2 separate regions of the Homo sapiens genome follow, and region 2 is linked to region 1. Evidence: chromatin loops called from intact Hi-C (ENCODE). Cell type or tissue: CD14-positive monocyte. All regions are shown on one strand. Each heading gives the region's core, and the rest is flanking DNA. Links, peaks and the distances in the headings are about the cores only.

Region 1 (15,583 bases), core at 3,675-11,674:
GCTGAGCTAAGGAAAAGTTCCACAACAATAGGACCCTTAATTTTTGAAGAACTGAGCTCTCCATCTTCCAGCTATAGAAGCAGAAAACACAAAGTTGGCAAAATCTTAATAAAGATAATTTAAAATTACAGTAGAACTTTCCAAATGAACAACACTGCACTTTAAGAAAGGCATTTAAAAGTGAGGGCTCCTGAAATTAGGCTTATCCAGGAATGCCTAGTGATGGGCAGAAGCTTCTAAAAAGATTCTAATATTTTTATTATCTTTTTAAAAAGGCTTTTTGAAAGGCAAATAGAAAGCTTAAGCAATTAATTGATAAGAAAAATTGAATCTGCTAACTTTTTGGCTTAGTTTCTATTCTGCCCTGAAGGTGAAAAGAAAGTTGGCTGTAGTATTTACAAAAGGCAGGCCCTCAGGTAAAGAGGGCTTAATTATTTTTCAGAGCTATCCATGCTGAGTTCAGGCATAGAGAATGCTTTCCCTGCCCTATTCTTTAATGGGTTTCACCCTGAACTCTGTAATTTTAGCTAAGAAACAGACACTAAGTTTAAAAGTCCACCTATTGAACTAAGTTGGTCTCCAAAATACATCTTTCTGGCACTTAGCTAGCTATTTTAAAACCATTTTATATTTTAAAAAATACATCTATAAAGGAAATCTTAGATTTTAAGATTGACTCCTCTGTGCACTGGGAAGAGAGGGAGGACTGAGTCACTAGAAACTGTGAAAGGTAGATTAGATTTACATAACATGTGTTACCTATAAGGTGATTTTCCTGGCCATTTTAACTGGGCCCTTACCTACACTCTCCTTTGTTGATTTGAGCAAATGATGGTATAATGATTAGGCCTGAAGTCTCTGTGCTTTTGAGATACACGTTTTCTCCTTTGTTTCACCTAAAAGGCATCCGTTTAGAAGTGTAAATGTAGGGTTACATAACTAACAATTACTTAGGACAATGAAATAGGTAATTGGGAAATGGATAGTCTGAATAGAGGAAAGAAAAATTATTTGTAAACTGGCCAATGCAAAACCTTCATGAAAGCTTTAAGATGTGCTTCTGTGTGTCTGTATATCTGTGTGTCTATATATGTTATGTTCATGTGATATTTCTATGTGCTCTAAAATGATACTTGGTAGATAAAGCTAGTTTTAAAATTGTTGGTATAATAAAATAGGAATATCTCCAGAATTGTCAGTATTAAATATAATTCAAACATTTTTGCCTGGATCTACTGATCAGACAGGTTTACGCTGTCTCTAATACATGTTTTAAGGCAACAAAACTGCTGCTTCTATAATATTTTTGATACTTGCTTGATTTATCTGTAAGCTAAAGCTATAAGGGCTGGCTGTTGGGCTCCCCTGAAGGTTTGCACACATCTTACTGGGAGCTTACATAAGTATTTGGTTTTGAGCCTCTGGATACTGGGGCCTGGTCAAGTGGCTATTGTGGGCTTGGGGACACATCCTGTGTTGTCAATGCCTGGGCCACCAGCTCCAATGCAGAGCCAGGCCCAATATGGCCCAGCTTTGCTTCTTGGTTATACTAGGAAGAGTCAGATCCTCCAGGCATTCTCTTTACAGCTCCATCCAGTGTTCTGACCTCTACACCTGCTGTGTAAATTCAGGATTCAGAAGGTCCCTGCCTTTCGTAGCTGTCCCGGGTGCCATGTGGTATTTGAGACTCAGTATGACTGTAGAAGACATTAGGTAGTGTACCTGTGTCATAGTTTGAAGATTCTTTTCAGTAATTTAAAAATCTTAAAGACACATTATGTTAAATTAAGTAACAGATAATCATAAAATGTTTGAGTCATTTCTAAGTTATTATAAAATACTAAAACACTAATTATTAAACATAAGCTTAAGTTTCTATACTTCATCTTATTTTACATCGTATAGAAAAGCTAAATATATTTAGATCTGTTAGTAAATAAAAAAAATTGAGGAAACATATCTCTTTTATTTTTTGAAATGAGAGTCTTGTGTTGCCCAAGCTGGTCTTGAGTTTCTGGCCTCAAGTGATCCTCCTGCCTTGGCTTCCCAAAGTGCTGGGATTACAGATGTGAACCACCATGCTCAGCTGGGAACATATCTTTCTAAAAATTTATGAAATGGTTTTTATCTATAAATACTGATATAAAACAGTTCAGATTACTTCCTAGGTTTTTCACTGGAAATTAGGGTTACTAAGGGTTGAAACTGTAGTTAATTTTAATTGTAATAGTTAATTGTAGTTAAAAGTACGAGATAAAAAAGAAACAATTCGGTATACGGAGCATATTAAGTGAGATACGGACAGAAAGAGGGACACAACAGAGGCAGGTAAGAGCTGCTGCCCTGCCGTAGCCATGACTGTGGTGAACTTGCCCACCAGAAGAATATGAAAAAGCAGAGTGACTTGGTTAAGGGGAAAGCACCAAGATGATGGGCTTTCTGTTGCCTCCTGCAAGCAGAGGGACTTGGAGACCATTCAGCAGAAGCAGAAAAAGGCAAATGAGAAGGAGAACCCAGGCCGGGCATGGTGGCTCACGCCTGTAATCCCAGCACTTTGGGAGGGCGAGGCAAGTGGATTACCTGAGGTCAGGAGTTCAAGACCAGCCTGGCCAACATGGCAAAACCTCATCTCTACTAAAAATACAAAAAAAAATTAGCCAGGTATGGTGGCACACGCCTGTAATCCCAGCTACTTCGGAGGCTGAGGCAGGGGAATCACTGGAACCCAGGAGGTGGAGGTTGCAGTGAGCTGACATCATGCCACTGCATTCCAGCCTGGGGAACAGGGCGAGATTCCATCTCAAAAATAAAAATAAAAAAGGAGAAGGAGGACCCAAGTAGATTTGTGGCTTTGTGTCCAGCCCTCTTGCCGTTTGCCAGTGTGCCTGAAGCCAGTCCAACCGTACTCACATTTCCTCCTGTAGTGCTCACAGGTACCAGCACCGATGGCATTCCCTTTGCCCTGAGCCTGCAGGGCATCTCTTTTGTGCTTCCTTCCCCTGAGGTAGCCTCTCTCCCCCCGGGCCACTCCTCAGGGTCAAGTGGTCTTCCCTTCCCAGTGTTTTTTATTCCTGTGGGGCTCACTCCAAAGTATGAAAAGTCACATTGTAATTCAAATAAATAAATAAAGTGAGATGGGTGTTTTTTGGTGAAGAACGTTATAAAAAAGACATGAGGATGAGTATGTTGTCAAACAAAAAGTAATTTTGTCTCTTTTTGAGGTTATGTAAAAGTTGTTTCAAAATGAAGGAAAATATGCTATAGATAAAACTAAATGAATATAAATGTTGGGGAAAGAAGATAAAAAGAATTATACAAGAGATTATAATCTTATAAGATTGTAAGATATTATGTAAGAGGTTAAAAGAGATTATTTTATAAAATACAAGGTATCCATTGTATGGAAATCTTATTTTTGTGTTCAAAAGCTGGCTGAGATTAGATGTATTTGTTTATGAGGGTTTTTTTTTGTTTTTTTTTAAGAGATGGGATCTTGCTCTGTCACCCAGGCTGGAATGCAGTGGTGTAACCTTAGCTCACTGCTGCCTCCAACTCCTGGGCTTGAGGGATTTTCCTGCTGCAACCTCCTGAGTACCTAGAACTACAGGTGTATGCCACCACTCCTGGCTAATTTATTTTAATTATTTTTTTATCATTATTATTTTTGTAGACATAAGGGTCTTGCTACATTACCCAGACTGGTCTCAAACTCTTGGCCTCAAGTGATCCTCCTGCCTCAGCCTCCCAAAGTGCTGGGATTACAAGTGTGAGACACCATACCCACCCTCTGTTTATAAAACTTTCTTAAAATTAATTTTAGTATTGATAATACACTAATACAAAAGTAAAATTTGATTTTCTTCTTTGAAGAAGGAGTTTGTGAAGTATTAATATGCGAGAGAGCAAAAGAAATATTCTTCACCCTTTAAGTAAACTGCAAAAAAAAAAAAAAAAACAGGGAAGAGAAGGAGAGACAGATTGTGTTTCATGCTGTCTTTATTAGGTCTTTTGATTATTTGGAAAACTGACCCTCCTCTCCATCAAAGAATAAACGTTTTTGCTTTTTAAAACCTTTTAATGGCCAGGTGTGGTGGCTCACACCTGTAATCTCAGCACTTTGGAAGGCCGAGGTGGGCAGATCACGAGGTCAGGAGATAGAGACCGTCCTGGCCAACATGGTGAAACCCCGTCTCTACTAAAAATACAAAAAAATTAGCTGGGCATGGTGTCACGTGCCTGTAGTCCCAGCAACTCAGGAGGCTGAGGCAGGAGAATTGCTTGAACCTGAGAGGCGGAGGTTGCAGTGAGCTGAGATTGCACCACTGCACTCCAGCCTGGGTGACAGAGTTTGTCTCAAATAAAATAAAATTCTGATATATTATCAGTCATAATTGTGCTTATTATGTTAAATTATTGTAAGCCACACAAATAAGCAAATTTTCTTGTCAATTGCATCTTTAACCACGACCATTTTAAGTCTTGTCCACAGTTAATTGCTTAATGCTTACGCATTTTCTGAAAGCTCTTCACAAGCAAGTAAAATTCTAAAGTATTGTATCTTTAAGCAGGTCGGCTCCTGGAAAGGATGGAAAGGACGCTGACAAAAACTCTTAAATACAGATTTCTGATTACTTTAGGATCATTTGGACAAAGAAAGAATTCCCAGAACTCTAATGAAAAGATTGACTGGTTTATAAAACTGCTAACTCAAGCAAGATATTAATTAAATGCCAAAGAAATACTTTGCCAGATTTTCATGTTAAAGCAGCCAGTACCAAAATTATTAAGATATGCAATTTGAATGAGCTCCACAGTCCAAGGCAAATTACCTATGATAACCCATTTAATAAGCAATGCTATGTACCTGAATTGAAGAAACAAAGTTGGTATTTAAGAGGATATAAATCCAATGTTAAGCATGGATTAAGTGCAAATCATTCTTTGCTCAATTAAACCCTGTTAAATTTGTCTAGTTTCTCTTTTAACACTAATAAGTAGCCAAGCCAGGATTTCAACCTGGTGGTCTGGTACCTAAAACCCACTCTCTTAACCACTATACCATAGTGTCCCTGAGTTATTAGGAGCACCTGTTAAATACACAGGCTGTTAAGAGTCCAGTGGTGATTATGTCACCTTCTTGCACTTATTTAAGTTCTTGCCCCTTTCTGAGTGTCCCTGTCTTCATCTGTAATGCCAAGGAGATGAACTAGATTTTTAGGGACCCCCCAGTCCTCCTGTGTGTGCTCTATCTTCACAAGTGGACTAAACCAAAAACTAAACCTTTTATGATGCAAGCTTTTATTGTCTGTTAGGAAGAACTTAATGGAGGCTTTCAAAGGTTATTGAGGACCGAACGTCCTGGGCCAAAAAGCTGTAAACTAGAATACAACATTCATTTCAAGTCATTCATCCTAGGAATGTATGCTGAGCACCAACTGGTGCTAGATTCGGTGTTATCCACTGGATATCACAGTGCATAGGAGCCACACAGGACCTTCCTCATGGAGCAAATAGCCTGGGGGTAAGAGTCAGGCTAAGGGTGGGACCCACCAAACAGACTGAGGAACTACACGGAGATGAATGTGATGCTTGGGATGCCATGAGCAAGCATAGCGACAGGATCTGGCCTTATGAGAAGGATCAAAAGGACATGATTTTTATTTTGTGATCATGGCCGGCTCTGAGAGTTTGTTCTCTAGGACTGCTGAGGGCTCTGCATCAGAGACACAATGTTTTAGGCCACACTGTCTTTTATTGCCATTATATGTTTGCCCAACCTACTCTTATTGCCCGAGTAGCAATGAGAATAGGGCAAATGACCTCAGGGTGATATTTGGATCCCTGCTTCTCATTTCATCAACACTGCAAAACCCACATGACAGCCAGGAACACAACAGAAGGACTGCAAGTGCTTTCCCCCACAGAGCGGCCATGACCAGGCGGCTTTCCACTCAAAAAGGGACCAAAAGAGGAGTGGGCAGAGCTGACCAGGTGGGCCTGCAATAGGGAAGCAGCAGACAGGAAGACGCTACAAATTGGAGCACTCCAGCATGAGCTGCCTGGAGTTGGTTCTAATGTGGCCTGACTGCCCCATCAAAAGATGATGAGGGGAGTTGGTGAAATGTAAACGCCTTCCATTTGTTCCACTCAGGGTGCTATTAGGAGCACACGGAAAGAATTTTGGTGTCAGATTTTTATCCAAAAAGCCTCACTTGGATAACGGGATATTCCGCTTACATAACTTGCTTCTGATAGGACTTCCCTCATATTTTCTTAAGCTCTCCTACTTCAAGCCTCACTCACAAAAGCAAGCTTGTCCAACCCATGGCCCACGGGCCACACATGCAGCCCAACACAAATTTGTAAACTCTTAAAATATTATGAGATGTTTTTGTGATTTTTTGTTGTTGTTGTTTTTAGCTCATCAGCTATGAGTAGTGTTAGTGCTTTTTTTGTGTGTGGACCAAGACAACTCTTATTCCAATGTGGTCCAGGGAAGCCAAACAATTGGACACTCCTGCACAAAAGCAAAGCTTTAGTTTCTTTTTTTCATCCTTTCTGTCTTTCATTTTCACAACAATGGCAGCAACTCCATGTTAAGCTCCCACTGGGTGGAGATGACTCCCAACTCTCAGTACTTCTCAACAACCCTTTGACATCAGTCATCCTTCTCCCCTCATAGCTGAGGCTGCAAAGATTCAGTGACCCAACTGTCATGCATCTGGGTAGGGGTCAACTGAGCAAGGATCTTCCTGAAGCCACAGGCGCCTACCAGCCCCCAAATGCTGTTTTCCACCCCCATCATAAGTGCTACAGAAACTTGAAGACACTAGAATCTTTATGGTTCTCCTGAGCTGATTCAATTTATAGTTCCTGGCCAGGCGTGGTAGCTCATGCCTGTAATCCCAGCACTTTGGGAGGCCAAGGCAGGTGATCACCTGCGCCCAGGTGTTTGAGACAGCCTAGGCAACATGGCGAAACATTTCCTAGCTGGGCTTGGTGGCGGCACATGCCTGTAATTCCAGCTACTCGGAGGCTGAGGCAAGAGAATCACTTGAGCCCAGGAGGCGGAGGTTGCAGTGAGCCGAGATGGCGCCACTGCACTCCAGCCTGGGTGACACAGCGAGAGTTGGTCTCAAAAAAAAAAAAAAAAAGTATAGTTCCTATGTTTAGTCACTCACTACTGATGTTGTTTTTTGTTTTTGTTTGTTTTGAGACTGAGTCTCACTCTGTTGCCCAGGCTGGAGTGCAGTGGCATGATCTTGGCTCACTGCAACCTCCCCCTCCCAGGTTCAAGTGATTCTCCTGCCTCAGGCTCCCAAGTAGCTGGGATTACAGGTGCCCGCCACCATGCCCAGCTACTTTTTGTATTTTTAGTAGAAACAGGGTTTTGCCATGTTGGCCAGGCTGGTCTCAAACTCCTGACCTCAAGTGATCCGCCCACCTCGGCCTCCCAAAGTGCTGGGATTACAGGTGTGAGCCACTGCGCCCAGCCTACAAATGTTTTAACATTGGTTTGAGGACACTTTTAAGTAGTCTTACAGCTTCTCTAAAACTTTTGAATTTTCCCCCAAAAAAGTAATTTTTCTAAGTTTAACTTGGGGCCAGAGTTTAGTTGTTGCTGTTATTTAATATATAGTGGGCTTTTTAACTGATTATCTTGTTGTTTTATTTAGTATCATGAAGAACTTGCTACATCTACTTCAAGGGAATAAAATTATACCAGAATAGATTTATGGAAAATGAAAACAGGAACTGGCAAAGTCAATGCTATTTCACAACTATTTGCTAAAAGAGTTTGCAACACTCGGATTTAGTTGCTTTTTTTATGTGTTTTTTTTCTTTTCTTTTTTTTTTTGTTCTGCTTCAGATGAATGGTTAGTCTGAAATTAAAACATTTTGAATTTGCTAGAATGCTACGTGCCCAACCCAGAGGAGGAGGAGAACTCTAAAAAAATTCAAGTATTCGAAAGCTGCATCTTGCATGAGGCCTGCCCTGCTCCCATTTCTCCTGAATTGGGAAGCTGATTTCTCTGCAACATTCAACCAGCTTGCATTGCCTCTTTAGAGAACAGAAAGAACAATATCTCCTTTTAAAGAGAAGCCACCCCTGCTATCGTATACGGGCTAACCTCTGCTTGTTAATCTATGAACAAACGCTGGTGAACCTCTGGGCAAGCTGAAACATCTCTGAACTTCAGTATCCTCACTTCTTTGACATTTCAGTGTCAAAGAGTTTTAAACTCTGCAGAGCCCAGTGAATGTGAGTAATTGTTACAACTGTCAACACAATTATAATGGAGAATATAACTTAATGTACAGGCACAACTCTAAATGCACCTCCCATGTTTAAATAAAATATTTTCAAAAAAGTAATTCTAATCCTGTCCTGGCAAACACATCATCTATGGTAAGAGTTCATTTTTATGTGTGAATTCAGGAATTTGTGATGACTCAGTCAAGGGCTTGGCTTAAACTGGCCTTTGGTACTGAAGAAAAATAAAAAACTCTCTTTGTCATTCCTTCATTCATTCAACAAACCTACAGTGCCTTTCACAAAGAAGTTTAAGCAAAGCTTTCAGATAAGAAAGGGCTTAAGCATTTTAGAAGCACCATTTATGCAGGCTTTTCACATGATTATTCAGAATAGCTGAGAAACTGCAAACCGTTGAGAGCATAGAAAGGTACATGTTCACTTTATAAATAATTTTGATTCCTTCATTAAAGCGAGTTCCAGGGATTATCCTCATTCACCTTTCTTTCTTTTTTTAATAGAGATGGGGTCTCGCTGTGTTGCCCAGGCTGATCTTGTCTTTAACTCTTGGGCTCAAGTGAGCCTCCCACCTCAGCTTCCCAAAGGGCTAGGATTACAGGTGTGAGCCACCGTACCTGGCGTCATTCACCTTTTAATCCTTTTAGGTCTGCATGAAGAGTTTAAAATTGTAAAGCACATTTTTAAGTTACCTACAATAGTCACCTGTAACTTATCTATCTTATTGTAGACTTTCTCCAATTCTTTGAAAGTAGTAACACTTTACAATAAATGGAGGTGCAGTAGAGGGCAGGACATCAAAGACACACACAAGCCATTTGGGGTGAAGGTGCCTGAAGGCAACCGATTCTCCCCCTTAGCAATGGCCTCTGATTTCTGGAGGGTCTCCCTTTGTTTTCCTGTGGATTAAATCTTAAAAGATTAGGTTCCCTACCAGCCTCCCCCAACTTATTCAGCCAGTAACCTGTGCAGTCTGTAACTCTTAAGAGGTTATTTGGGGGCCAGGCATGGTGGCTCACGCCTGTAATCCCAACACTTCGGGAGGCTGAGGTGGGTGGATCACTAGGTCAGGAGATCAAGACCACCCTGGCCAACATGGTGAAACCCTGTCTCTGCTAAAAAAAAAAAAAGTACAAAAAATCAGCCAAGCAGGGTAGCACACGCCTGTAGTCCCAGCTACTTGGGAGGCTGAGGCACGGGAATCACTTGAACGCAGGAGAGGTTGCGCCACTGTACTCCAGCCTGGCAGCCTGGCGACAGAGCAAGACTCCGTCTTAAAAAAAAAAAAAAAAAAAGAAGATACTTGGTATTTTTCTTGAACCACATGAAGCTTTCTCTTCTCAACCAGGCCTCTCCCCATCCTTGTCTGCCTCCTGGGGTAAGGAATGGGATACACTGGGTGGTGCTTCCCAGCAAGCAGGTGCTGACATATCCTGCTCTTCAGGTGGCCACCTCAGAGGTCAGGAGGAGCCTCCTCCTTGTAAGGACATCGAGAATTACCAAGCAGAGAGAAGTGAGGTAACCAGCGCAAAGGGAATGCAATTTTCTAGATTTCTAGGTTTCAGCTGGGAAACAACAAGGTGCAGGAGAAAACGAGCACACACTCTTTGGGATTATATAGCAGGGTGCTTTATACTGAGCATGTCATTTCACAGCTCAAGCCTCTTAACCTCTGTAAGTCTCAGTTTCTACATCTGTAAAATGGGGATGGTAGTCATTCCTACAAGTTTATTGGGAAAACTAAATGAAGTAAACACTGTCTGTAAAGTAACAAGCACTGTATCTGTACAGAATAGTGGGCCTATGAATCATGGGTAACACCATAGCCCGTTGTAGTCTCAGTCGTAAATACCAATGCAGGCATGAGCCACTAGTGTCTCCCAAAGCAGAGGGGACAATAGGACATGAGCCCACTGTCCAGCGAGCCTCTTATTGTTGCCTTTTTCTGGCACCTCTCTGCCTCTCTTCCCAACTCTGAAGCTCGTTCTAGGCATCATCTGCCTCCCACACAAAGAATCTTCTCCATGTCTTCATTCTGCCTTTCTCTGCAAGTCCTTGTCTGAAAGTTACCAAAGACACCCAATCTTACCTTCAGTGAGCCCCACTCACAACTCCCCGTGGGTGCCCTAGCTCAAGCCCCCTTCATCTCTGTCCTGTGCTGCAATACTGCCTCTTCTCTGATCTCATTGCCTTTACCCCTTCTCTTATCCCAAACTCTTCATCTCTACAATCCACAGAGTTTATCAAGCCTCTCATTTATAATTTCTGAAATGGAGTACACATACCATGTGGGGTGGTCAACCTGATCCATTGAATACAGAAAGACAACCTTACGTTATCATCTCCATTGTGTTGTGTTGTATTGTATTGTATCGCATTGTATTGTATCGTTTTTGTTTGTTTGTTTTTGTAGAGATGGGGTCCCACTGTGTTGCCCAGGCTGGTCTCAAGCAACACTCTTGGGCTCAAGCAAGCCTCCAGCCTCAGCATCCCAAAGTGCTGGGATTACGGTCATGATCAACCACACCCAGCCTCACCTCCATTTTAAAGATGGGGAAACTGAAACTGGGCAAAGTAGTCCCAGCTACTTACGAAGCTAAGGCAGAAGGATTGCTTGAGCCCAGAAGTTCGAGGCTATAGTTTTCCATGATTGCACCTGTGGATAGCCACTGAACTCCAGCCTGGGCAACATAATGAGACTCCCATCTCTTTAAAAAAAAAAAAAAAAAAAAAAAAAAAGGTGGAGAAACTGAGGCATGGCTATGTTAAGTAATTTGCCTGTGGTCACACAGCTGTTAAATATCTGAGTTTGTGCTATTAGAGTTATTCTGGTATCACAATACCACAATACGTATGCATAACTTATTAACAAATATGCACAAATGGGGATGAGGTGCTCCAAATATATATTTTGTTAGAGTTGTGTGATTTTAAAAGTTTGGATTAAATTTAAATTCCTTATCTTGGCTGAGCGTAGTGGCTCATGCCTGTAAATCCAACACTCTGGGAGGCCAAGGCAGGAGGATCACTTGAGTTCAGGAGTTCAAGACCAGTCTGGGCAACTTGGGAAGACCTTGCCTCTACAAAAAATCAACAAGTTACCTGGGCATGGAGGTGCATGCCTGTAGTCCCAGCTACTTGGGAGGCTAAGGTTGGGAGATCGCTTGAGCCCAGAAGATGGAGGCTGCAATGAGTGGTGATCACACCAGTGCACTTCAGGCTGGGCAAAAGAGCGAGACCCTGTCTCAAAAAAATAAAAAAATAATAAAAAATAAAAATCTTTATCCTGGTCTTCCTGGGTTATTAATATGTTCTGACTACTGCCTACCTCTCACTCTTCTAGCAACTTTCCTCCCCTTACAGAAGCTTCATGCCTCCAGGCCTTTCCTGGTGCTGTTATCTCTACCCAGATGCCCTTCCCTCAGGTGAGCTCAAGTGAGATTTGAACTGAAAGGGGAATTCTGTGCTTTAACGGGAAACTCTATATTGTCTAGAGAACACCTTCTAAGTTGCCTGATTCTGATTCCAAGGGAGCTATTTTACAACTCTGGAAATTGTAGATAACTGATAGAGATGCAAAATAATTCTTGTTTAGGGACATGTAAATTCTGTTTTATCCACAAAGGTTTCCATTGATTCCTCTTCCACTGTAAAGGAAACTAGTTTTGTTTTCATTTGCATATTCATTTCAATATTCCTCATGTATACATGTGCTAGTTCTTCAGATTCTCCTTTGAACTGGTTATAATACCTGCCTCATTCTCTAATTAATAAGTTAAATAAAATATTTAACATGCGTTTAATTTCTACCTGTGTGAAAATCATGATGTTAGGCCAAGAATTGTAGCTCACACCTGTAATCCCAGCACTTTGGGAGGCTGAGGTGAGAGGATTGCTTGAGGCCAGGAGTTTGAGATCAGTATGGGCAACATAATGAGTCCCCATCTGTATTTTTAAATAAAAAGAAGAAGAAAAAAGAAAGTCACGATGTTCTCCTTGTTTGGAAATAATTCTTTAACAGACTGAGGTCTGACCCAGAGCCCATGATCTCTGCTCTCCTCCCCTTCATGCAGGAAGCCTTCAGTGAAAACCCACATAGTGTCGGACCCTGTGTTGGGTGATAGGGATCTTCGATGAGTCTGGCATGGTTTCTGCTACCAGACAACTCCCACACAGGAGGCATATGGGGAGGCATAATGACACAGACTGTTTGCCTGGATAAAGGGAGACAGAAGCTGGGAGCAAAGTGAGAAGTCCCCATCCCCAGTTGGGAACACAGAAGGAGTTTCCTGAGAATCAAGGTAATAATTAATATAATGAGTTAATCGCATTACAACAAATTCTAAAACTCTATTCAAAACTATTGGCCGAAATACAATTTTATGTTGAATATTACTTGAATTAAGTGAACTAAACCTTGGCAACATCTGGTTTCTTATGAGATATGTTAGTAATAATACTTGACCTGCACAGTATTTAAAATAATGCTGTATCCTATTCCAAAGAACATACTTCAGGGTTTCCAAATCCCATGGGCAGAACTGATTAGTTGCAGTTATTTAAACAATGTCAATCATCAAACAGCCATCCTCATAAAAAGGAAAATGCATGCATATATAACAATGGATCCAGAAGGCTTTTCTGGACACCAGGCAAAAGGAATGACAGCATATATTTGTCTCTCCACCAAGAAAACCCATTTTATTCATCTTTGTATTTCTTGCCCAATTCATTTGTTCATTCATTCATCCATCCATTCATTAATTCTAAAGTCTGCACCACTGGGGTCTATAGAAACTTGAGGGGATATAATGATGAAAGAAAGGTATAGTTCTTGTCCTCAAAAGGTTTACAGTCTTCTCACAGGGATGGGGTCAGGGCCCAAATATAAATACCCAGAATGCAATTCAATCGTGTTATAAATAGGTTAAATTCAAAGTGCTATGGGAATAAAGATAATAACTTATGAGATAGGAGTGGCCCATGATGAGGCAGATAAATTGTTTCTACCCAGGGGAAGACACAAGACTAGGCTAAGCTTGAAAAATCTGAAACGACAGGTCACTCCTACTTTTAGGAGTATATATGTCATTAAAAGGATAATTGTTATTAAAGACTGTCATTAAAATATAATTTTTGGAGGATTAGAAACATGACTTTTCTAAAAAGAAAAAAAAAAACAGAAGGCAGGCAGGACACACAGTGGCTCACTCCTGTAATTTCAGCACTCTGGGAAGCTAAGGCTGGTGGATCCCTTGACTCCAAGAATTCAAGACCAGCTGGGGTAACATAGTGAAACCCCATCTCTGCTTTAAGAAGCAAAACAAAACAAAACATGACTTTTCTATTTATATTAAAAACAAAACACACACACACACACACACAAACAAGTATCAAAGATTTTAATCAACTCTTCAATTAATAAGACATTAAAACCAGTTCAAATGAGAATTTAAGGAGCTAGGTATATGTGGGCAATGTAATTGTATTAGTCCGTTCTCACGCTGCTAATGAAGACATACCCGAGACTAGGTCATTTATAAAGGAAAGAGGTTTAAATGACTCACAGTTCAGCATGGTTGCAGAGGCCTCACCATCATGGCAGACTGCAAAGGAAGAGCAAAGGCACGACTTATATGGCAGCAGGCAAGACAGCATGTGCAGGGAACTGCCCTTTTTAAAACCATTGATTCACTATCATGAGAACAGTATGGGAAAAACCCACCACCATGATTCAATTACCTCCCACCAGGTCCCTTCCACGACTTGTGGGAATTATGGGAGCTACAATTCAAGATGAGATTTGACGGGGGACACAGCCAAAACATACCAGTAATTAAACAAAACTCACGGAGTTCACACTGCCTGAATTGACCTCCATGGTATTTCAACAAAGCGAGCAGTAGATTCATTGAGTTTGGGCTTTTTGGGGTCAGTTATAGCAACAGTGGTGGAACTAGCAGAATAAGCTGCTGTGCCAAATCTCACTAAGCTGCCTCCTCCCCAGAGCTTTGAGAAGACACAACCTGCATAGATGAGGAAGAGGCAGGTGTTTTTAGGAAACATAAAGACACTCGTTATGACAGACAGGAGATTGGAGGATGGGGGAGATGGGTGGAGCACTATGGAGAAGTGTATGAGTTGTGTTAAGAAGCATGCAGATTCTCAATTCTGGACTTGGATGAAAGCAAAGATACTCCCAGAGGGGTTTTAACCAGAGAGACACATGGTCAATTCTGCATATTAGCAGGACCATGTTGAGGAACAGATCAGAGCTGGAAGATTAGAATCAGAGGCTCAACGGGAGACATGAGAACAATTCAGAGCAGAATGATGAAGGATTACGTGTTTCAGAGAAATACTGAGGTAGCAGCATTCAGAGTCGGTAACCAGTTCATACAGGGAGTGAAAGAGCAGAAAAGTTGAGAATCTTGCTCGGTTTTCTAATGTGGGTGTCTGAACAAGGTGATGCCATTTAAAAAAAAAACAGGCACTGGTTTAGGGAAACGGGTTAAAGATTATGAATTTAGTTCTATGTATAGTGAGCATAACTGGGCTGAGAAATTTCAGTGAACTGGATGGGACCCAGAAGGTCCACTGGGTCTTTGTTTTCATGGTGAAACTACCTTAGAATAACTTGTTCTTGAAAGTATTTGTAGAAGCAATGCATCTGAGGATCTCACCACAACAATTCTGGCATAATTGAAGCTTCCACCACTATTCTAGTAAGTTATTTATGAATAATTGAATATCTACTGTGTGTCAGGCCTATGCTGGGATGCAGAGGTGAGCAACAAGTTCTTTGTCCTCTAAAAGCTCATAGTATCTGAGCCTGAGTTAACAAGAGTAGGTAAGAATGGGGGTTGGGTTGGGGGATGAAAGTCACAGAAAAGAAGAGCCCACCCATCTCCTGGGTAACAGGTAACCACCTTCTCCAGGGATACAAGGTCAGCAGGCCACACAGGTTATGTGCTGCCTTCATCTGATACAAGAAGTCACTCACAGGAGGAAGAGGAGAAAGTAACTAAAAATAACGTGGTTTCTGATTTGAGTATATTGCAACATTCTTTGGGTTGTTTTAAGGAACAAGTGCCTATGTTCTTTCAGGAAGAACTTGGAAATCAGCAAGCATGGGTGATTTGAGTCATTAAATGTTTGAAGCCTAATCCAGGCTTCTAGAAATCCTTCAGACACTGCTCCTACCTAAGCGGAAAACAGAACTTAATTTTCTTCTCCCCTCTCTCTTCTTCTCCTGCCCTAATTCTCTCTCTCATATTTTCTTGTCTCTCTTTCTAGAATGCAGTTGCTAAG
Region 2 (15,583 bases), core at 4,927-12,926, 81 kb before region 1:
TGGCTTGGCTCCCCAGTCTCCCCTCTTCTCCCCTCTATCACTGTCTCTCATCTCCACAGTCCCTCCCCGAGAGATAACACATCAACAACCCTATCAGACAGGCTCATTGCAGGAAACAGATGGTGTGGTGCACTCAGACAGCGCTCAAGGAGATTTTAATAAAGAGACAATTTTCAAAGTGAGCGCAGGTTAAGAAAAACTAGCAAAAGATGCTGAAGCCACAGCAAATCGCCCTTTAGACCTGAAGGGCCAAAGATAAAGATTATACAACAGGAAGAGAGTGGTCATATGGAGGCCCCCCCGATCTGGAGCTGTGGACTTCAGTAAAGGAGAGGCAGCTACCCGGTGCCACCGTCACTGGCAGGAAGGAGTAAGAGGAAAACACCCTTTTCCCATGCCCTTCCCTCCTTCTCATCTCCTACTGGTAATTCCATTCATGAAACCAACCAGAAACCAAAAGGTATATTGGGCTGTGAATGCAGCACATAAAGGTCAGGTTCCAGGCACACCACCGGCTGGGGCAGGGCAGGGAGTGAATTTGGGAGGCAAAAAGAAAATATCCAACACAACCTATGTGCATTCTTCTTTGGATTTCTTTAGATACCTGTATATTCATATATATATATATATATATATATATTCATATATGTCATACATCATATTTTTATTGTTGTTTTACAAAAAAAAGCAGCATATTACACATTTGCTTATCTTACTTTTCTCATTCACCAATAGCTCACAGACAACTCCTCCAAGTTATCTTATAAAGCTTCATTCACTCTTTTATATTCTTTTAAATCGCTGCAAAATATCCCCTAAGATGAATGTATGATACGTTATTTGGAAATTACCTTATTTGCCAGTTTTTGTGACACTACAAACAGTGGTTTAAGAGTATATTTAAGAGTACATGTATGTGTATTTTTAGTAAAAAATGTCAGAATGCAAGAATACCATAACTTTTTTTTTCAAGTGCTCAAGAAGAACAGACAAGAGGAGGAACCAAGAGCCTAGCACCTGCACTCATGGTCACCTGCTCTAGGAGGCCACCTCATCCCCCATACTGTCATTGCTCATTATCTAGCACCCGTCGTTCACACCCCCACCCCATCCCAAAGACCATGAACTTTCAGAGGTTACAGATTGTGTCTGACCCATGTATGGGCCTCTGCCATCTAGCATAGAACCTGACATATATTAGGCTTTTGATGTTTATTAAATAAAAGAATAAATAAAGCCAAAGAAGTTGCCCAGAACTTTCTGGTTTTCTACTCTGCCTTCCCAGAGTGGGGAAAGCAGCAGGGACTCAGGACTGAGTCTCTGTGTCAGAACAAACAGCTTGCTTTTTGGTGGGACCTTCTCCATGCTCCACTTCTCAGGTCCTGAACTGGACAGATAAGGTATCAATGGTGAAGAGCCACTCAGACATGGAGGAAGGACATGAACTCACCATACAGCATAGACTAGATGCTTCTCAGATACACAGTGGCTGCCTCATTTACTCTCAGGAGGGGAAAAGAAAAGCAAGACTCTGGCTCTGAAAAACCTTTGGAAAGAAGTCTTAGAACAGAACATATTTCCCAGTAACAAAAAAACAGGCTTTCTCTCAGGGCCATGGACTCAAATCCTTCCGTTTGGGTCCATGGCTCCCTCCCTCCCTCCAGATCACCCCATGTAGAGTAGGCCTGTCGTGTCTGTCCCCTAGTGGGGGTGGTTTTTGGCAAAAGTCATTCTTCTCAGAGTTAATGCTTTCAGAAGAAACAAAAAGAAATGACAAAAGTAACAATGATGTCTCTGCTCTTCCAAAAACACAAACAAAAAAAGTTGTTTTCAGTGTTCCTATTAGTATGTGTTTCCTTTTTTTTTTTTTTTTTTTTTTAGCATTCTGATATTTGTCTTTCTGGTGTCTCCAGAAAACCTGCCTCCATTGTGTTCTTCCAGAAAATGTATTTGTCCTTATCCAAAACTGTCAGCAGATTTCTCAGTAGGGCTGAGTTGTTGCCACTGTGATGCGTGGGACTAAGTGAAAACAGATCTTCGCTAAGGGACTGACTTTTGATGGACTAACTCACAGACTGGGATGTGGCCTCCACCACTCTGTGCCCCTGAGATCCCAAGAAAGACAGAAAAAGAGGAGTGACTGCGTGGAACAGGCAATATTGGCAAACACTGGTCAGAGATGATGCCCTTGTGGAGCCAGGCTGTCTAGTGGGGGTTGGCTTAGTCCCTTTGGGCTGCTATGACAAAAATACCATAAACTGAGTGGCTTATAAATGACAGAAATTCTCACAGTTCTGCAGGTTGGGAAGTCAAGATCAAGGTGCCAGCAGATTTGGGGTCTGGTGAAGGCCTGCTTCCTCGTTTATAGATGGTGCCTTCTCACGAGTGGAAGGGGTGAAAGGGGCAAGAGTGGAAGAGATAACGGAGCTCTCTGGGACCTCTTATAAGATACTAATCTTAGTCATTAAGCCTTTACCTCATGACCTAATCACCTCCAGAAAGCCTCACCTCCTAATACCATCACACTGGGGTTTAGGTGTCAACATATGAATTTTAGGGAATACATTCAGTCTGTAGCAGGGGTGGTACATGTGTTTGAAGGTGTGAGGGTAGGGTGTGCTAAATAGCATGGATGGTTCATCCAAGTGGCTTCAAGCAGAAAAGTCAGAGGAAACATCTGGAATCTGATCAATCAGGGAGACCAGGGGAATAACCGGGGAAGACCAACTTCTAGCCCAGAGTTTCTCAACATCGGCACTTCCACGTTTTGGACTGTAACCTAATCTCAGAATCCCATCACTTTTCCCATATTTTTTTGTTAGAAGGAAATCACCATGTCCAGTCCGTTCTCAAGGAGAGGAATTTACACAAAGCTTGAATACCAGGAAGCGGGGATCACTGCGAGCCATTTCAGAAGCTGCCAACCCCAAGGAATTATCAGAGTACCCTGATCTTCAGAACCATTGCCACCAGGAAAAATAGACTCTTTTGTGTTAATGTGTGGACTATGCAGGCAACTACGCAGACTGGCTGCACAAAGAAGAGTTACAGAGTCTTGTTTCTCCGATGTTATCTGTTTATTCGATAACTGTATTTCGAGGTTTATTCGTACGCCTTCACCCTCCCTGGCTTACCTCCATCATGTAATGATCTGTTTACTCACCTGGCTCTCCTGTTTGGCAGTGTCTCATTCACCTCCATATGCCCAGTGGCCAGCTCAGGCCTTAAAATAGAGTTGGTGCTCAGGGTCTGCTGTAAATGAAACTCAATGTACATTTGCCATCTATTGTTCCAGTAAGGAGATGGAACTACCACTTTTCCCATTGGACACAACTTTTTTTAATAAGAAAATTTCCTACTAGAAATAGTGGTATTGGACATCAGCTGGGTGGGGTTCAAACAGAGGAAGGAACTGAACCCTAAGTTGGACACACTTGGCTCAGCCCTTTCTGAATAGAACAAAGAGAATATAAATCCCTGAAGATGAATGCCTCCATTACTGGGATAACCTCTACTCCTAATGGTGTAAAAAGAATATTAAGTGGTCTTGTTTTGTTTTACTTTGCGTTTTTGGAGGAAGTTCTTCTACCCTTGGAGTTTTAAGTAATGCTAGAAAACAATCTCTGTGAAGAATGAGTTTTCCCCATTGCAGTAGATACTTGCACTGACCACCTCAGCCTTCATTTTCACCATTTTCATAAATGAAGAGGTTGGAGACCCAATTTGATGCATTCATTTGTTGAAAAAAAGAAGTAAGGCAGAGGCCATCGCCTTGACTTCTGGTTGTCACTACTGCTTGGAAAAGTTGTGTTTTTCTTGCAGCACACTGCACTGTTCATTTTCCAGGGTCCTGTGTACAGACAAACAGTGGTGGTAGTGCCGGCTTCCTGATCTGACTTCCTGATCCATGAATTACAGCTTGGAGTATCCATCCTCCTGCTCCCTGCTGTCCAGGGGTTGCAATGGTGGTGTCTTCCATTCAAAATCTACCCAGTGCTAGTGGCACACTCAGAAGTAGTAGCTCCCCTGGTAGGTCAGTTCTGTATTTCTTGGAAAGCACCCAAGAAGCCTGTCCTATTCAGCCTTTACAACTATTTTATAAGCATGCAGTTATCAATATTAAACTCTATCCTGCTTAAAATTCCCAGAGTGTTTTCTCTTTCCCTCATTAAAACTTATTGCTATGTATTTAGTCATCTGAAGTCCAGCATTTTAAAGCCTTCTCTCTTGAACTCAAAGCCATTAACTTGCCACTGTCTCTTACTTACACATATATTTAAAGAATGCTAAGAAGTGCAGAGTTTCAGTTGACAGACCAGCACCATTGCTAACTTACTTTCTTGGGGCCTGACTGCCTGATTTGTGAATAATTCTCTTTTGGGCATTCGTACACTTCTACCAGGTTTTCTGTGCCTGAAAGGCAGGGTAGAGATTGTGATGGACTCCAAACTTTAGGGCCATCTCCAACATATGTTTCTGCTGATGTACAAGCATCCTGGAGAACCTGATCTCATACCCCAGGGGGTCCATCAGCCACTCTGTTCTGCCCATGCAGAGAACTGTGTGTAGCTCCACTCTCGGTGTAGGAAGGCATATTGGTTCATTCTTGCCCTGCTATAAAGAAATACCTGAGCCTGGGTAATTTAAAAAGAAAAGAGGTTTAATTGGCTCATGGTCCTGCAGGCATGCAGGATACATGATGCTAGCATTTTCTCAGCTTCTAGGGAAGCCTCAGGAAACTTACAATCATGGAAGAAGGTGAAGGGGAAGCCAGCACCTCACATGGCCAGAGTAGGAGAAAGAAAGAGATGGGGGAGATGCTGCACACTTTTAAACCACCAGATCTTGTGAGAACTCACTCACGGTCATGAGAACAGCACCAAACGGATGGTGCTAAAACATTCATGAAGGATCCACTCCCAAGATCCAATCACATCCCACTAGGCCCAACCTCCAGCACTGGGGATTACAATTCAGCATGAGATTTGGGTGGGGCACAGATCAAAACCACACCAGAAGGAATCTGTCCTGATTAGAGAAAGCAGCTAAATCAATCAGAGCGCACAATCCAATCTCCATTTTTACTGGAAAACAAAGTGTGTCCCAAGTTTCTCGTTGGAAAATACTAAGAATGGACATAAAATTGGGTTATTCTAGGGAGTCAGCAACTCCTAGAGAAAGAACCAGGCAAACCTAAGTTTCAGGCCAGACTCTACCACCTAGAAGAAATGCAACCTCCTGTATGTCCTTCAACCTCTGAGCTCATTTACTCCTTTACAAAATGGAGCTACTACTCTGCTGAGGTAGTGAAAAAATCAAATAAAATAATCTTTCTGACTCCTAGAATCATACCCTCTTTCTGTCAAATCCATCCTGGAAGAATGTAACCCATCATCAGCCTGGATTTTTATAACATGTAAGAATTGGAAAGGACCGGCATGATGCCTTGGCAGAGTTGCCAGGCAATAAATATGTATTAAACTAATGAATTAATCATCAAAAAATGTAATTTAATAATTGTACAACCCCCTGTGAAACTCAAAGTCTTGGGGCAACTCGCCAAAATCGTGTGACTACTTGGTGACAGGACCAGGGATCAACATATAAGCCTCGATTTCCAATCAGTATTTCCTGCTCTGACTCATACTTTATAAAGCCGTAACATTTTCCAAAATGATTTGTAGGCAAAATAGCACTGATTTATGAAAAGTAAATCATAAATTACACTCAAATACTAATTTCTCGGCATCTGAGACCCATTTTACATGGAGCAGGAATTCAGATTTCCTATTGAAAATCACTTCAGGGACCAAGGATTACGGAGCTTATTTCCCAAAAGCACATGTTCCCCCAACTTTAAATAAGATGCTGAGAATGAAGCAAAGGGGAAAACACTGGATGCTGGAATGTGGGGGGCGGGGTGGGGGGAGAAAAGGCCTTTTGTGGTGAGTACTCTAATAGTTCTTTAGAAACTGTCTCCTTTCGGGAAGTGAGAAGAGTCAATCTGAGATCTGGACAAGGACATCCTTAGCGATAGAAAAATATTATGAGTCGGCAACCTGAACTGCCATGATTCACAGCAGAAAGTCCCATTGAAAGCAGCTCTGCAAACACTCTAAAGGAGAAACTGCCAGGTTCAGAGAGGGGGCAACTTTAGAGAAAACTGCCATTGATTTAAGTGAAAACAGTCCAGAACTTTAGGAATAATAGAATCATTGGACTGGCTTATTTCTCTGGTCTGTACTTCATAGAGATCTTCTCCCCGCAACTCCCACGGCAGATTCTCCCTGTGGATGAATTAGGCTGAGTGAGGAGAACAGGATTCTTGCCCATAATTTTTTCAACATATCTAGTTAATTTATCTGTTGATACCACTGTATTATGGCAGTTAAAACACTGCAACACTAGAACAAGCTGGAACAGACTTCATGCATTCATAAAAGCCATGTGAAGACCACATGCAGGAGGCGGTGGGAGAACCGGTCCAGATAAGAAAATGGATGTGAATATTTGCAATTCTTTGCTTAAAGCTGAACACTGAGTGCTTTGGCTGCAGAATCATAAACATTGCAATGGAATTTGGGAATTATCACCTTGTAGAAGCCTTGAGATGGAGATGGCTCAGACAGGTGAATGGCCAAAGCAAATGGGATAAACATCATTTTGTGTTCCTGCTAGGAGGACCCCCATTGACGGAGAGGACATTTGTCACATTCCTCAGCTCTGATTCTACCCATTTTGAATCCATGTTCCTCTAGATCTTTTAGGGAGAAATCAGAGACATTTAGTCACCCTCTGGCTAAAAACCTGAATTTCTCATTTTCTTAGCAGGTAACCTGGATGGATGTCACAAGGCATGGTTTGAAGCTGGAATCAGTGAGTTCCTAGGTTTGTGAGCTTGGGTACAAATCTAAACCTCTCTTCAGATTCCTCATCTGCAAAATGATTGTAATAATCACTCACAGACTTCAAGGAGAGAATGCAGAAATGTTTCTACAACTCAATAGGGAAGCTGTGAATCACAGCTCAGATTCTTCAAACTTGTGTAATATATAAACTTTTTCATATGGAAAAAAAACCTCATAGAACCCTAGAAAGTGACCTCAGACGTGAGACACAGTCTCCATCCACTTCAGGATCTGCAAACTGAAACAAGGACTATCTTGTTTTATGCATTTAAAATAAGTCTTTCCATTTCAAATTATTAACCAACATTTTTAAAAGTAGTTGTTAATGTATAATAGGCAAAATGAGATTAAAGATTGTTATCAAAATAAAAATGTAAATTTTTGAAACTTTGTAACATGTGGCTCTCTGAGAATGGATCATGATAATCCTTGTTTGAGAAACACCGACATAGCAATTAAGAACTGAGATGCAGAAATCAGGATTTTAATCCTGGATTTGCTGTTTACTAGCTGTGTGGTTTGGGGCAGGGAATGTAATCTCTCTAAAGCCTCAACTTCCCATTTTAGATTACCAGGTCCAAGAGTACTGATTAAAGGTGAGAAAACCTCCTGGAATTATATTCTGTGAACAAAATCATGAGAGGAAGAAATTCTAGTCCAGGGGTCTTATAGCAGAAGGTCAGATCTAGCTGTGCAAGCTCCAACAAAGCCCTGGCCCTCACTGAGCCTCAGTTTCCTCTTGGAGAAAATCAAGTGGTAATCTCTGACAAGCTTATCTACCTTGCAGAGCTGCCAGGAGGTCAAAGTGTTTATGCGAAGAAGCCTGCTATGCAAACAGGGAAGCACCACGCAGCCTTGACCACTGCAGCCTTGAACAAAACTTCTCCTGGAAACAGGGGTGCTTAACACTGCTCAAGGCTTAGAAACCACCATTCGTATCTCGCAAATAGAATCCATCTTGAGGTTAGAGTTCTGGTTTATGATCCTCTGTTTCTGGTGCCAGAAATGAGCTCAGCTGAAAGTGCCATTTAACTACCCAGTGCTGGGGTGGGTTTGCTATCAAGGTCCTTTTTATCAGTCAGCTGGCTGTGAAAAGCCAGATACATACTTAAATACACCCATTACCCAGAAGGCCCAGGGGTTCTGCTTCCCAAGGCTCTGGCAAAGCCCACCCTTCTCTGGACGAGGGCAAAATGCTGACAAAGCCGTGAATGAATTCTCTTCTCCCTCCATGGCCGCCGTGCAAACCACTGCACAAAGAAGAAATAAAAGAGAAGCAAGGACAGCCCTAAGTGGTTTACTTGTTCCTTCTCTAACCTTCTTCCACTTACCTTATCATTTTCCACCCCATCACAGAGTCACATGTGACGAGGAATTAGGGCCCATCCAATAGAGCCCAAAGCAGTCTGTTTCCAATGTTCCAGAAATGATCAGGGTACACATTTGATGGATAGTCACCAAATATTTAAGCCCATGCTAGCTAAGGTATTTTCCTATAGGCCAGGAGCTGGGCTGGGGCTTTTTTTGTTTGTTTGTTTTGGGGTTTTTTGAGCTGGGCCGGGGCTTTTGTTTTTTTGTTTTTTTGTTTTGTTTGAGACAGGGTCTCCCTCTGGTTGCCCTGGTTGGAGTGCAGTGGTGCCATCTCGGCCCATTGCAGCCTTGACCTCCTGGGCTCAGCAGATCCTCCCACCTCAGCTTCCCAAGTAGCTGGGACTATTGACACACACCACTGTGCCTGGCTAATTATTTGTATTTTTAGTGGAGACGGGGTTTCGCTATTTTGCCCAGGCTGGCCTCGAACTCCTGGACTCAAGCAATCTGCCTGCTTTGACCTTCCAGAGTGCTAGGATTACAGGGGTGAGCCACCACAGCTGGCCTGGGCTGGGGCTTTGATGCAACATTATGCCTATTTCATCTTTACAATCATCATGAAATATTAGAATTATTATTCCCATTTCACAGCCAAGGAGTAGAGGAGAAACTGATACTCTTGCATAGGCCCTCCCAAATATCACTGTCTGGGTCTACATCCTCTGTTCTGGCTTTTATCACTGTGACTGTGGCTACTCAGAGGGTCCCTAGATAGTGGAAGGATTTTCTTATCCCAGCATCACCCCCAAACAACTGTGTGTCCTTGAACTCTTGCCTTAGCTCTGAGCCACAATTTCCTCCTGTTTAACTTCTGCCTGCATTTAATGTGGTTATGGGCCTTAACTGAGATAATATATATGTAGTCTCTGTATCCCATCAGGCACTGAACACCTGGGAAGATTGTCACTAAAGTCATAGTAAACATGGTAAGCTCTCCACTCAGACTCTAAGTCACAGTATGAAAGAGGCAGGCACCCCACTGATGATGGGGTAGAACTGATGGGATGCCCAGTGGGTGACCAGTTTCAGGATTCCAGCCTGACCACATCCACTGGCCTAACAGAGGACAAATTTGAGTCCAGAATGTAATAATGGTCCACCAAGGTCACATGAGCCATGATGTAGGGTTCATGCATCTCTCCAGCTGGTGTACCTTCTAACCTGTGGGACTCGGGTGCTAGCTCTTTGAATCTCAGTCTCTTTTTACCTACTAAAATAGGGCGAGTAATTGCTACCTTACAGGGCTGTTGTAAAGATTAAGTAGAAGAAAGCATGCGAACACACTGGCACAGTGCCCAGCATGTTGGGGAAGTTCCATGGGTGTTTGTTCCTTCATGTATTGGTCCTGAAAGCTTGGTTAGGTTTGCACACATTCATGCAGCTGCTGTTCACAAAGCAGGATTTCACAAGGGCATAGAACAAGTAGGGCTTCCCTTCCCATGTGTAGATCTGTGGGAATGCTTTCATCATCAGAAATGCTGCTGAAAAGAACCTCCTAAGAAAAGTCTTAAGAGAACAGTCACCAGAGTGTCTGACCCCAGAAGTGTAAGACACCTAGGAACACTGCCTACTTTAACAAACTGCTTAAACACCAGATCAGGCTATGATCCATAACCAAGTTTCAGATGAATGGTGTCTTGGTGCATTTGGGCTGTTATAACAAAATACCTTAGACTAAGTAGCTTACTTATAAAAAATAGAAATTTATTTCCCAGAGTTCTGAAGGCTGGGAAGTTCAAGATCAGTGTGGCAGCATGGGCAGGTTCTGATGAGGGCCCACTTTCTGAGTCATAGGTGGTAGCTTCTCATTTTGTCCTCATGTGGTGGAAGAGACAAATGAGCTCACATTGGCTACTTCTACAAGGGCATTAATCCCATTCATGAGTGCTCCACCCTCATGATCTGATCACCCCCTAAAGGCCCCACCTTTTATTACTATTGCCGTGGGATTTAAGATTTCAACATATGAATTTAGGAGGGCCAAAAACATTCAGACCACTGCAGATGGTTAAGCAACAGCACTTTCAAAAGGGAATTTTGCCATTGCCAGGAGCTGCTACCTTGATGCAGACCCAGGTCTCACCGTCTGGCCCAGCGGCTACCAATTGTCCCTTGTCCCAGGCGCAGAACAGACAGCCAGCCAGCGAGACAAATTGACTGACCTGAGGAGGTAATGCCATCATTAAGTCCAGGGAGAGATCCTCCTGAGGAGGTTTGGGGAAGCCATATTTGCATCTCTGCTCTTACTCTTCTCGATTTCCAGCCAAATTTTATGAGTTCAGAGGGCAGGCCAAACTTCACAGCATGTGAAGAACACAATTGTACTTCCTGATCCTCAGAATGAAGATTGTGACTGTGATTCCAAGTTTCACAAGTTGCTCTTAGTACTCTGAATTTGGTTCACTCACATGTTTGAACACAAACTTAGGGGGTAAAAATAAACATGCCAGAGGATCTCAGGAGATTAATAACATACTGTAGAAGAGATAAAAATAAATAAATAAATAACCACAGCAAGAGATAAAGAGGAGGTGGCATTTGAGATGAAGCATTGAAAAGTGGGTAAAATTTGGAAATATAGAAATAGAAGGGAAGTATACTCTAGGACAATGAAACAACATTAACAAAAACATGGAGGCAGAACACTCAAAAGATTTTAAAGAGTAAGGAGTCTTGATGTATATGGACTGTGAAGCATGTCCTATGTATAGACAACCTTGCTGTACCCTTGTCCATGTAAGACAGCCCATTTATGGCAGAGGATCAGTGAGAACCAGAGTCTGGCAGACACTTCCAGTGCTCACCCATATTTAGCTTGCTTTTTCTTCTGGGCACAAGAAAGGACTCTATTTCCCCACCACTCCTGTAGCTAGGCAGCATCGTCTAATTCTAACCAATGCATTGTGTGCAGAAATGGTAAATGTTAATTCCTGGCCAAAGCAATTGCCAAATCGTAATCTCCAGGACCTCTTCTCCTGTCGTTTCAACTGAACAGGTTGTATTTTCCAAATAGTTTAGCTCCAGGACAGAGGAAGCTGCTCACACATGGACCACTGAATCACTACTTGGAGAGCCAGTGGCTTTGAAAGTCTCCTAGATCTTCAGTAAACTTTTTGCAAGCAAGACATAAACCTCTGGTGTTAAGCCATTAAGGAATGTTTGTTATGGCCACATAACCTAGTTTATCCTGACTAATATAAAGAGTTTCTAAAAAGTGCCCATGAGTCTTATGAAGACCATACTGGACCCACTATGTTTACTTGTTCCTCAGAGAATACAAATCTTAAGCATCATTATGACCAGAGAAAGATACAACTATCCCACTTGTACCAGGCCTCTGGTATACATAGATACCTTCCTAGTTCTAGGCAGATTCTGTTCAAGATAGCAACACTACCAAGGGCTTTGTGGCTTCATTTTAAAGCAATGATGAAAGAAGATATTGTTGACAATCTCTAAAGCTACACTGAGATTTGAATAACTCGAACGATGACCTCATAGCAGCTTTGCATGGTAATAATTACTAGTAAATTACTGAGATTCCAACATGTTAGTGGACATCTTTCAACCTTGGCCTTACACTAATCCTGCAACATCTGGATTATTATCTCCAATTTGCATATAAGAAAACAGGCCAGAGAAGAGATACGACTTGCTTAAGTTCACCTAAGTCATTTAGAGGAGAGTTACGAGTCAAACCCAGATATATCTGACACCAAACCCAAGCTCTTTTTACGAAGCTAATCTGTCTCTTAAAGCTCACAAGAAGGATAGGTAAAAATAGAATCTTACCTAGAATTGTTCATCTTTACTCTAACAAGAAAAATAAAAAATAAAAGAAGTGTTGCAGGGACAGATAGTGCTTGCTAAATCTTCATTTCCTCCTCTGCATTACCCAATTTCTCCAGCAAATAGTCTGAGGCCATATAGCTAGTTTTGGCCAATGAACTAAGAGCAGAAATGACATTTGTTCTTTGCAGGTTGAGGTAGTTAAAAGTCAGTGTGTTTCTTCTGTCTTCTTTGCCTCCGCTTACCTGACATGACACATAATCCAGTTGGCACATCTATAGGACAGAAGAGGACCTCTGGACCGTCCTGATATTGTATGTGAGAAATAAGTCCCATTATATTAAGCCAGGTGCAACTGTCTTTTAGAGACCTATATTATTGTTGTTGCTGTTTTTTACTTACTGGACTAGAGGTTAACAGAACACAATTAATCTTAACGGTTCATTACATATTTTGATCCTTAGTTTTTGCACGACTCACTTTTACTTATTTTAGTAGCCATTTAGTTATTTTTTTAAATGTATGCATTCACATTTAAAACCACCTCTAACAACTAAAATTAGAACTTCCATAATAACCATCTAACTCCATGGTTCCTCTACAAACTCTTTCTCCTCTCTTCTCTCACACAGAGTAACCATCACCCTAAATCCTATATTCTTCATTCCCTTGATTCTCTTAGTATATGGTTTTATTGTATCTATGTGTATTCCTAAAAAGTATGTGTACTTATTAGATTTTGTTTCTAAACTTATAAAAGTAGTGTCATGTCATAATTATTTGAAATCTAATTATATTTAATATTACATTACTAAGACGTATCACTTTATTTATTTTGACTTGTATACATTAAACTTTATTCCTTTTCTTTTCTTAGACATGTCCTGATGAATCTCCTTTCCAAGTCTTAAGTAAATTTATTTAGTTGCCTATACACTTACTATCAGAGGAGCAAAATCTAGAAATACTGCAGGCAAATATGAAGTGGCACAGGACTGACATTTAGACTGGCTTGTGAATGCAAGCTTTATTCTTTCTGAGACTGAATTTGGGGCACAGTTTCCTCCACTACAAAATTGCCACATTTATGCTATCCTTACTGGACTATGGCAAGGATTCAACAAAACAGAGAATGAACAAAGCATTTTATGAATTCTAATATGTCCCATAAACACTATTATGAGTAAGAAGACTCTTTCAATCTGCTTTTTAAAGCACGCGCGCGCACACACACACACACACACACACACTCTGTTCCCTTTTGCAACTAAAATCAACAAATTCAAGCTTATATCCATATTTCTGTTCTGGCTGCCCCATGAGCAATCATCACCAGAATAACTAGCAAATTGGAATCATCCCTCTTCTCTGCCAGATGTCTCCCCCCTCTTCTTGCTCTTTGGCAATTCAGATGATATTCATTATCCATCTTCGAACAAACTGCAGGTGAAGAAGATTTGGAGCTGGATGTCTTTTACTTGACACACTCACTTTTTTTCCCAGTGTGTATGCGTGTAGATGGGATATTGTTTGCATGAGCCATGGTTTTGCTCCGTACAGGATGACTTCCTGCCATAAGTTCTTCTTACAACAGTTGAAAGATAAAGGGCTTTGGAGACAACCAACCTGGGTTTTTATCCAACAGTGGCAGTTACAGGTTTATCTCAAAAGAGGTGCATACATTCTTTGAGTCTCTGTTCTCCCATCTGCAAAACGTATTTATAAAAATTAAATCAGATAATGCAAGTTGAGTGCTAAGAACTGGCCCTGAAGAAAAGTAGATGCTCATCTAAGTGCTAGTTTTCTTGATTATTATTGTTACTACTGTTTTGATGGAAAGTCTCCCTCTGTCGTCCAGGCTGGAGTGCAGTGGCACAATTTTGGCTCACTGCAACCTCTGCCTCCTGGGCTCAAGTGATCCTCCCACCTCAGCCCAAGTAGTTGGGACTACAGGTGCATGCCAGTACCCCTGGCTAATTTTTGTTTGTTTGTTTGTTTGTTTTTTTGTAGAGGCTAGGTTTCGGCATTTTGCCCACGCTGGTCTCCAACTCCTGAGCTCAAACAATCCTTCTGCCTTGGCCTCCCAAAGTACTGGGATTACTACAGAGAGGCGTGAGCCACCACACCCAGCCTAGTTTTCTTTTTTATTTCCATTTCCTTGGTAGTCAGTTTTCTTAGAGACATTTTGGTATAGGAGCAGTGTTACAGTATGATTTAAAATACCTGAGAGAAATTACATGACTTAGCAAAACAATATGATACAATGGCAGAATCCACATCAGAAGAAAAATCACTTCAGATCTAAGAAAGGTTTTGGCTCACTAGATGTTTGTGTTGGCAGAAGTAGAAACGGACAATTTCTTTCCTGTTCCTAGAGCAGAAGCACACAGGGGACTGACACTGCATCTCCTGGATAGTCAAGCTTGGTCAGTGATATCCAGTAGGCAAGACCTTGGTGGAGAGAACACCTTACCAAGTCAACATTCGTGATACTCCAGGAAAAGAAGTCAGCTTCAGATTAAAAGGAGACACTTGTTTTTGTTTGTTTGTTTTTTGGGACACAGTCTCACTCTGTGGCCCAGGCTGGAGTGCAATAGCGTGATCTTGGCTCAATGCAACTTCCACCTCCTGGGTTCAAGCAATTATCCTGCCTCAGGGTCCTGAGTAGCTAGGATTACAGGTGTGCACCACCACACCCAGCAAATGTGTGTGTGTGTGTTTTTAGTAGCGATGGCCATGTTGGCCAGGCTGGTCTCGAACTCCTGACCTCAGGTGATCTGCCCATCTTGACCTCCCAAAGTGCTGGGATTACAGGTGTGAGCCACCACACCTGGCCAAAAGAGGACACATTTTTAAATGCAGGAAAGGAGATGCTACAAGAGAAGGTAGCTCAGATAGAAGGAAGATTGCTTCAGGCTGGGAATGGTGGCTCATGCCTGTAATCCCAGCTCTTTGGGAGGCTAAGGCAGGGGGATCACTTGAGGTCAGGAGTTTGAGACCAGCCTGGCCAACATGGCAAAACCCTGTCTCTACTAAAACACAAAAGTTAGCTGGGCATGGTGGTGTGCACCTGTAATCTCAGCTACTCAGGAGGCTGAGGCATGAGAATCACTTAAACCTGGGAGGCGGAGGTTGCAGTGAACAGAAGAGAACTGCCAAAGATGAGAGAACAGATTAGATGGGTGGGGCCCATGCAAGGATGGCTTGAGCTTCTGAATTCTAAGCCAGGATCTGTGCCACCAGTCTGTAGAGTGACCCAGGTGAGTTTCAAACAGTGGCTTAGGGGAAAGAAAAGTAGGTCAGTAGGTGGGGTTCTTTCAGTCATGGGAAAAAATCGGGCTATAGCTACACAATGTCCAATATGGTAGCACTAGCCACCTGTGGTTATTTTCATTAAAAGTAATTGAAATGTAGAAATTAAAACCTCAGTTCTTCAGTCACACGAGCCACACCTCAAGTGCTCAGTAGCCATGTGTGCTAATGGCCACCATATTGGACAGCACAGACAGAGAATA

What was found. Peaks named below come from ENCODE experiments on the same cell type or tissue, not always from the same donor. Only the 100,000 strongest peaks of a DNase experiment are listed, where the experiment ranks them.
Region 2: a loop joins it to region 1, with 2.6 times the contacts of the local background. A loop is called at or near these places in 3 of 110 quality-filtered maps.

The regions. Positions count from the first base shown.
Region 1 is chr9:107,841,041-107,856,623 of GRCh38, reverse strand. It overlaps the pseudogene LOC101926973. Among named protein-coding and RNA genes, the nearest start is that of KLF4, 360 kb to the right of the region's middle. In CD14-positive monocyte, for the core only: no CTCF peak of the experiment used is centred there; DNase peaks (open chromatin) are centred at 7,132 and 7,773; H3K4me3 peaks cover 2,138 bases; H3K27ac peaks cover 5,403 bases.
Region 2 is chr9:107,923,697-107,939,279 of GRCh38, reverse strand. No RefSeq gene overlaps it. Among named protein-coding and RNA genes, the nearest start is that of KLF4, 440 kb to the right of the region's middle. RefSeq lists an enhancer at 5,003-5,172. In CD14-positive monocyte, for the core only: no CTCF peak of the experiment used is centred there; DNase peaks (open chromatin) are centred at 6,039, 7,029, 9,619, 10,089 and 2 weaker places; H3K4me3 peaks cover 4,142 bases; H3K27ac peaks cover 5,929 bases.